Regions from separate parts of the Mus musculus genome. Here all the other regions are linked to region 3. A link is a loop called in an ENCODE intact Hi-C map of the cell type or tissue named here. Cell type or tissue: heart. All regions are shown on one strand.

The links. A loop is a pair of places that touch in the nucleus more often than their neighbours do. Peaks named below come from ENCODE experiments on the same cell type or tissue, not always from the same donor. Only the 100,000 strongest peaks of a DNase experiment are listed, where the experiment ranks them.
Region 1: it touches region 3 in a loop (8-fold over the local background); 5 of 42 quality-filtered maps call a loop at or near these places.
Region 2: a loop joins it to region 3, with 4 times the contacts of the local background. A loop is called at or near these places in 4 of 42 quality-filtered maps.

What each region holds. Positions count from the first base shown.
Region 1 is chr4:109,702,813-109,705,312 of GRCm38, reverse strand. All of the region lies in intron 1 of Faf1 (Fas-associated factor 1), which reads right to left. Among named protein-coding and RNA genes, the nearest start is that of Faf1, 27 kb to the right of the region's middle. In heart, a CTCF peak has its summit at 1,548 (motif pointing right); no DNase peak of the experiment used is centred here.
Region 2 is chr4:109,503,809-109,506,308 of GRCm38, reverse strand. 4930522H14Rik (RIKEN cDNA 4930522H14 gene) reads left to right here. Exons shown (of 5, transcript NM_026291.3): 5 at 484-977. The coding sequence ends at 881. Among named protein-coding and RNA genes, the nearest start is that of 4930522H14Rik, 26 kb to the left of the region's middle. In heart, a CTCF peak has its summit at 1,236; no DNase peak of the experiment used is centred here.
Region 3 is chr4:109,437,913-109,440,412 of GRCm38, reverse strand. Ttc39a (tetratricopeptide repeat domain 39A) reads right to left here. Exons shown (of 18, transcript NM_153392.2): 13 at 1,573-1,664. Among named protein-coding and RNA genes, the nearest start is that of Ttc39a, 32 kb to the right of the region's middle. In heart, a CTCF peak has its summit at 1,103 (motif pointing right); a DNase peak (open chromatin) is centred at 392; H3K27ac peaks cover 462 bases.

The DNA.
Region 1 (2,500 bases), 260 kb before region 3:
ACAGATTAGAACCAAAGATGAATCTAGCATATCGCCTTCTATGTGTTCTAAGACATAGGGCATCTGAGAGTGGAGCAGTAAGGACAACCCAAATAAAGCCATTCTTCCCTAGGTTACATTTGTGTGTGCCATCTTGCTATGGCAGCAGCTGAACTGGCCTTTCGATGGATAAGAAAACATTCAGATAAGGCTGAGACATATGGAGGTAACATCTCAGGGTTGTCATCTTCTATGTGGTATTGAGTACAACACTTCCTTGACTAATAGAGTCCACAGTGTGGCAGAAGTACTAGCAGATACGTTGTAGTTCCTGAGAGTAGCACTTACAAAACTCAGCTATAAGCAAGTTACAATAGCAGTTTCATGGCCTCTAAAATAAGCAAATGAGGTATGGCTTAACCAATAATGAGGGTGTATAAGGAAAATGAGATCTTATACTATACTAACTTAGCTGAGAATATATTTCTTTTTTATAATTTTTATTAGACTTATTTATTATTTTATATCTGAGTGTTTTGCCTGCATATATGTATGTGTACCATTTATTTGCATGCCTGGTGCCCACAATGGTCAGAAGAGGTTATTGACTGCTCTAGATCTGGAGTTACTTAGGGTATGAACCACCATGTGAGTGCTAGGAATCAAAACCCAATCCTCTGGTAGAGCAACAAGTGCTCTTAACAGCTGAGCCATCTTTCCAGCCCTGAGAGGACATATTTTAAAATTCCTTTACTGAGCATTTTCAAATTAGGAAAGGCTGCTAGAAATTTTTGTAGGCAGTGCTCTCCAAAGTGTCCTCAGGGGCTGAGATGTAACTCAACTGGAAGAGTGCATGATTAGCGTATGTAAGGAAGGCCCTGGGACCAACCCTAGCTATACGAATGTGTAATCCTAGCACTTAGGAGATAGAAGCAAGGTGACAAGGTTGAAGCCAGCCAATACTGCAGAGGAAGACCAGCCTGAGCTATTAGCAGGAGCATGTCTCCAAAAGGAAAGAATAAGCCTATGTATGTCACCAAGTCCTACTGCATGCAGCTCACATACACACTGCTCTAGTCTCATCTAATTGACATGCAGCACCAGATAGGTCTAGAACTGTTCCAGATCCATAGCAATCATCCCCATCAACAAAGATGTAAAATTCCTCATGAACACATCAGTAACTTAAGAATATTTAAAACAATAACAAATCATGATTGATGGGTTTATGCCAACAGGACAAACCTGGCTCCACATTTTTTCAGCTCTATTATAATCTTATGACACCATCATTGTATATGCAGCTCTTGACCAAAACACCATTATGTGGTTTATGACTGTACTATTATACAAATTTTATTCTGGAGAGTTATAAATTCTTTCCTTTATTTGAAAGAAAAAAACACTAGAGCAATAACAAGTTTATGTAAACTAAAAAATTAGGTTGGTAAAATTGAAATAATAAGCTTCAAAACAGTAATGTTTTGGTAAATTTCACAAAACTGCTGATAGTACATCTTTTAGTAACAAATTGAAGAATGGATTCTAGTAAGGGGTTACATTCTCATTTCTAGCCACAAGAGGGAGCAAGTACTTAACAGATTTTGCAAATTTCATTATACACTGCTTTCACACAAGACTTTCAAAACCTAGTAACAATAAAACTAAGAATGTCTACCATTGATAGGGTCTAAAACTACAGTGGGTAGAATAAAAGCTACTTTCCTCAGGCTTCATAGTACTTTTAAATTGCTGATTCCTTAAATGAATACCAACACACTTTCTCATAAGAGCACTATAGGTTATAATTTGTTAAGTATTCAGTCTAAACAGAAACTAAAAACATGATGTAAAGACTAAATAAATTATCATAATCTAATTCATAAACTAAAACTCTACAGGTGTGTGTGGTGGCATACATACTAGCACTTGGGAGGCTGAAACAAGAGGATATGGAGTTCAAAGCCAGCAGTGGTAACAACAAGTTCAAAGTCATCCTAAACTAACAGTGAGACCCTGTATTCAAAAAATGTGCCCCCAAAACTGTGCTAATGTGCCAAGCAATCTATCATATAGAGAACCACAACAGGATGTAGATACCAGAATATTTTTAATTCAAAGTTAACTCTAACGACCTAAGCCACTTGCCTCTTTTTCGAGACAGGGTTTCTCTGTATAGCCCTGGCTGTCCTGGAACTCACTCTGTAGACCAGGCTGGCCTCAAACTCAGAAATCCGCCTGCCACTGCCTCCCAAGTGCTGGGATTAAAGGCGTGCCCCACCATGCCCAGCCTCTTTTTTTTTTTAATTGTTATTTAGCTTAAACATGTTAATAACTTAACATTTGCCTATAGGAACCTACAACTACAGTTATTAACAGCACTTGCTACATTTTTGAAAGGAGGCATCTTTAAAATGTACTAGCAAGTAGTTAAATCATAAATGCTAATACTGAAAATTCTCAGTCCACTAATGATATATAAATATAGCTCTTTGGTTTTTCAGGGAGAGTGGATTCCATC
Region 2 (2,500 bases), 66 kb before region 3:
TTCACGCCCAAGGTGCCCTATAGTTTCTAAGGTTTCTAAGAAACATTTTAGGCATATTGTAGAACTGACATTTCCAACCTAATTAGAATATTTTCCTGGATTAGAATATTTAAATATCAAGTATTTAATAGTCTACAGTTGATAGTGACTTTGTATTTTTCCTTATAGCATTTTCTTAGCAATGATACCCCTGAAAAGAGCCTTAAGATTTAACTTGTCAGCTAAGCATAGTGGCACATACTATAATCCCAGGACTCCGAGAGAGAGGCAGGTGGATCTCTGAGTTCAAGACCAACCTAGTCTACAGAGCAAGTTCTGGGACAGTGTGAGCTATACAGAAAAGCACTCAGAAAAAAAAAAAAAAAGTCAGGCAGTGGTGGTGCACACATTTAATCCCAGCACACCAACAGGCATACATGAGAAATCCTGCCTTGAACCTCGAGATCCAAAGACTTGACTTGCCTTTTTTTTCCTTTTAAACAGCTGTCAGAAGTCACTCTAAAGTTGAATTCTGCCTCCAGGATCCCATCAGCTGTGAGTCCCCTGAGGTGACCTCAGTAGCAAATGGCAGCAGTGTGTCAACATTGAGCTTATCAACATCAATCTCTAGTTCTTACTGCTGCCAGACCGTAGAAGAAGCCGAAGACTGGCTTACTGATGATTGTCTAGAAACCAGGATTCCCTTAAAGAATCCTTTACTCGGGGAGCCTCTAAAAAAGAAGGTGCTTGCGTACCTGTCATCCATTTCATTAGAAGAGTGGCCTGGGAACACAGTGAGCAACACATTTTGTAGCGAGCAAAAAACTGACAGCCTTAAGGAACTGTTGGTACTGAAAAACACAGAGGTTGGCAAACACAACCTTCAATTTGATATTGAATGACTTTTTTTTCTTTTGAAACCTGGTATAGAGTGAAATCATGTAAAGTTAAAACTGAATTATGAACTTCTGAGTCTCTTATCATGTCTGTACTAATAATATTGCTTTTCTTGTTCTTTATTATAAAGTAGCTCTAGCCCTTACTGGGCATTATATATTTATTTTAACTTATTTATTTATTCTCATTTTATGAGAACTGGTGTCTTGCCTCCATGTATGTCTGTGTGATTCCCAACACAATGTAAAACCAACTCACCTAACACTTAAGCCTTTCTGATCCGTTTCTTGGCTCCTCCTATTGGCGGGCTCAATGTTCAAGTCTGTAGGGACAATTTTAGGTTTGTAGCAAGGGCTCCCTCTGTAGGTGACAGCAGATAAACCGCAGTCTTTTGACAACTCACAGAAGCATTTCTTTGGATCTTTACACTCATACTTTCTTGTTTAAAAAGAAAACATAGCGAGGTGTGCAGCAGGTACACGTCTGTAATTCAGAAGCTGAGGCAGGAGCATCACCATGGGTCTGAGGCTAGTCTGGGCTACATGATGAGTTCCAAGTCAGCCTAGACTACAAAGTTTTAATTTCTCTATTAAAAGTAAATAAATATGAATTTTTGGTTTGCTTTTGTTTTGAGATAGATCTTACTGTGTTGCCCTGGCTGGACTGAAACTTGCTATATAGATCAGGCTGTCCTTAAACTCACAGAGTTCTGCCTCTGCCTCTGGCTCTGGCTCTGAGCCACTACTCCCAGCTCAAAAAAAAATTTTTTTTAAAGAGAAAAATCAAAACTATTGCCTTTAAATTACAATAACTTTAAAAATATTTGCATGAATAATTTTAATTTTGAGTTGAAATTAAAGAAATTTTTTATAATTTCAGCTACTGCACTCAATGCTATTATTTCCATCTTTTCACCAAAACAGACATTTAGAACCGGGTTTGGTGACATAAACCTGTAAGCCCAGCATCTTGGGGAGATTGAGAGGCAGGAGGATTCCAAGTTCAAGCCTTGTCTGAATGTCAAAGAGCATCCAAGAGGCAGCCTGGGTAACAAAACAAGAGTTGGGTATATAGCCCAGTGATGGGATGTTTGTCTAGCCTGTGTGAAGCCCTAGGTTCAAATGATCCTTGGCACTTAAGACATTTTTCAGGAAAAAAAACCTGAACAACTATATACTTATACTTTATAATAGAATTATTCGGATCTCCATTTTCCATTGTGTTTACAGCCAGATAAATAAACTTTGTTGTCGTTTGTTGGTCATAATTATTCATTAAGAATGTAATTTTGTTATTAATGTGTTGTGCTGTGTGTGTGCATGTGTGTGCAGCTGCACACTCTCACAGCGTTTGTGTGGAGTCAGAGAACACCCTCAGTGATGGTCGTCACCCTTTACTTTGGTTGTTCCCTCTCGTTTGTCCCTATACTGTGTACTACAGTGTAGCTGGCCCACAGGTTTCTAGGGGTTTCTCCAGTCTCAGCCTCTTATCTTGCTATAGTAGTTCTATGATAATAGACAGGGCCCACCATGTCAGGCTTTTAGGACACTGAGCTTGAATAGCAAAGTACACTTACCCAATTAGCCATTTCCTTAGCCCAAGATTTTAATTACTATAAAGTTCC
Region 3 (2,500 bases):
TCCAGCCTTTGCTTGCCTGGCTACACCTCAGTTTCCACACTGTACGATGAAAGAGCTTGACTCTAAAAGTATTTCAAGGAGCAAGCCAGCCTATGGTTATGGTCACATTTCACAGTTCCTGCATGACCTGATAGCTTTCAGGTCATGGTTGGGCAAAGGTTCCAGAGCTAGTTTAAGAATGCATCTAGGCCTGCCTCCTAGTTATCTCTCCTCTACGCCCAGGCCTTCCTGGGAGGGCCCACAAAAGTCTAATCCCAGTTTCACAGGCATGACCAACACCCAGAGAAAAGAGGGACTTGCACAGACAAACAGCCCAAACCCTTAATTAACTCCAGCCTCCTGAACTGTGGCCTCCTCAGCTGTTTCAAGGATAGAATAAAATTCACACAGCTGGGCATGCCTTGACTGGAGCCTCACCCACTACCAGCTGCCTGGCCATTGGGTGTGACTGGGATCTCAGACCCCGAGCTGTATGGGCTCAGGAAACAACTGATGGGTGAGGCCACCCCAGATTCCTTGCTGCGTATTCATTGCAGAACCACTCAGGGTCTGTTTTCTAATCTCAAAAGTATAGATTGTACTACCTCCTTCCTCTCAAGGGCTGTGGGAGAATTCTGTGAGCTGGGGCCACCGTTTGCTCCAGCAGCAGACTATGCACAGACAGTACTATTTCAGCTCTAACAAGCATCTGTCAGTGAAGCTGGCCAGCCTCATTTCCACCATGGGAGGAGAGCCCTAGACACCATCCTACAACTCCAGGTTAACCTTTTGACTCTTCACAAAAGGCAAATAAGTGGTGAAGAGAATACTGAAAAGATATAATGAAATAATAATGAAAAACTCTGGTGGGCAGCCCCCTTGGTTCCAGATTCTACTGCAGGGTCTTCAAAGCCCCTTTTCCAGTTGCAAAACTAGCCTATCTTAAAAGGCGTCCCAGCTGGGCCGTGGTTTTAATGCTGTCGGTTTGATTCAATGACTTTGGCTGTGCTGCTCTGTGGCTCTAGCAAGCTCAGCTGGTGGAGAGATCTCTTTGTACCTCAGATTCTGGTGGTTTAAATGAAAAATGTCCCCTACAGGGATTTCAACACGGGGTTGCCAGTGGGTGGTGCTGTTCTAGGGAGAGGTTTAGGAAATATGACTGTGCTAGAGGAAGTAGGTCACTGGGGGCAAACTTGGAGAGCGCGTGCATAGCCTCCCCTACTCCCAGTTTGCTCTCTGCTTTGCATTTGCAGTTGTTACCATGCCCGTCCCTTTATCACTGCGCTCCTGCCATCATCCCTGCTGTGGTGCACTTGTCCTGGTGCTTTATCACTGCAAAGGTGGCCAAGACAGGGTCCTCGTCTGTCTCAGTGACCAGATGAAAGAGATGACAAACATTCACAGGATTCTAACCACCAGCAGCACTGGCATGGCATGGTAGCCAGAGGGGACTAAGGGCACAGGGCACTTTGGAACAGGCAACTGAGAGCTGGGAGTACCTATCGCATCACTAAAGCTCAGATAGCCATGAGCAGAGCCTGACCTGTCTGTCCACAGTGAGACCTACAGCAGGAGCACTGTGGTCAGGCCCACCTGAATAACTCCACTTCATTGTCCCCGAATGGCTTGTAGTCTTCCTTCCCAAACATGCTGAGGTAGGCAGCCTTCATGTAGATGTAGGTGGCCTGTGGGAGATAGCAGCAGAGATGTGAGCAGCCCTCCTTCTAATCGCAGTGAGTGCCACATGAAATTCAACCCTCACTGTGGTTCCATAGAGATTTATAGTCACTAAGCCCCCAGGGGAGAATGCTGAAGCAACCGAGGAGTTTAGAGGTGGGAGTTGTATACCTGCAAAGCAGCCTCCCTCTCCATCTTGGCCCCATCAAGAGAGACCTGAGCAACATGCAGGGCTGCTGGGACAATGCAGAGACAGGGTGAGCATGGAGGGTGCTGCTGGGAAGCAGTGACTGCAGGCGGCCCTGCCGGATAGTGGGGAGATTCAGAGACTCAAGGGTACCCATATACATGGAAGCAGATAGGACATGCATGGGCACAGATGACCTGCAATAGGGACTATGTGAAGGAGGTATAGGTCCAGAACAGTGAACAGGGCACCCTCACAGGGCTCAGTGATAGACCTACATCCCTCACTTTACACCTTCATCTCAATCCATCTTAAAATGTCTGCAAGGACCTTGCCTGCTAGATCCGTAGGCCACCTGACAGGGAAAGTGGGGAGCCCTGCTTCAGCTGCAGAGTGGCCTACACAGCCCATAAGCATAAGTCCCACAACGTAGAGGGTTAGAGGTGTTTGGCTCAGTGCTGCCCTCAAGTGGCCAAGTTTTGAAACAGCTGCCTCCCAGGACAGCTCTGCCAAGGAAAGTATCTGCCAGTGGCCAAAAGAGAACTGGAGAAAAAGAACATCAGGACATCCTGGAACATTCACCCGTGCCATTCGTGCTGGAGCAAAGACCCTCAGGTGGCCTGCCCTTCAAACATGGCCAAACTTGTCTTTGTGAGT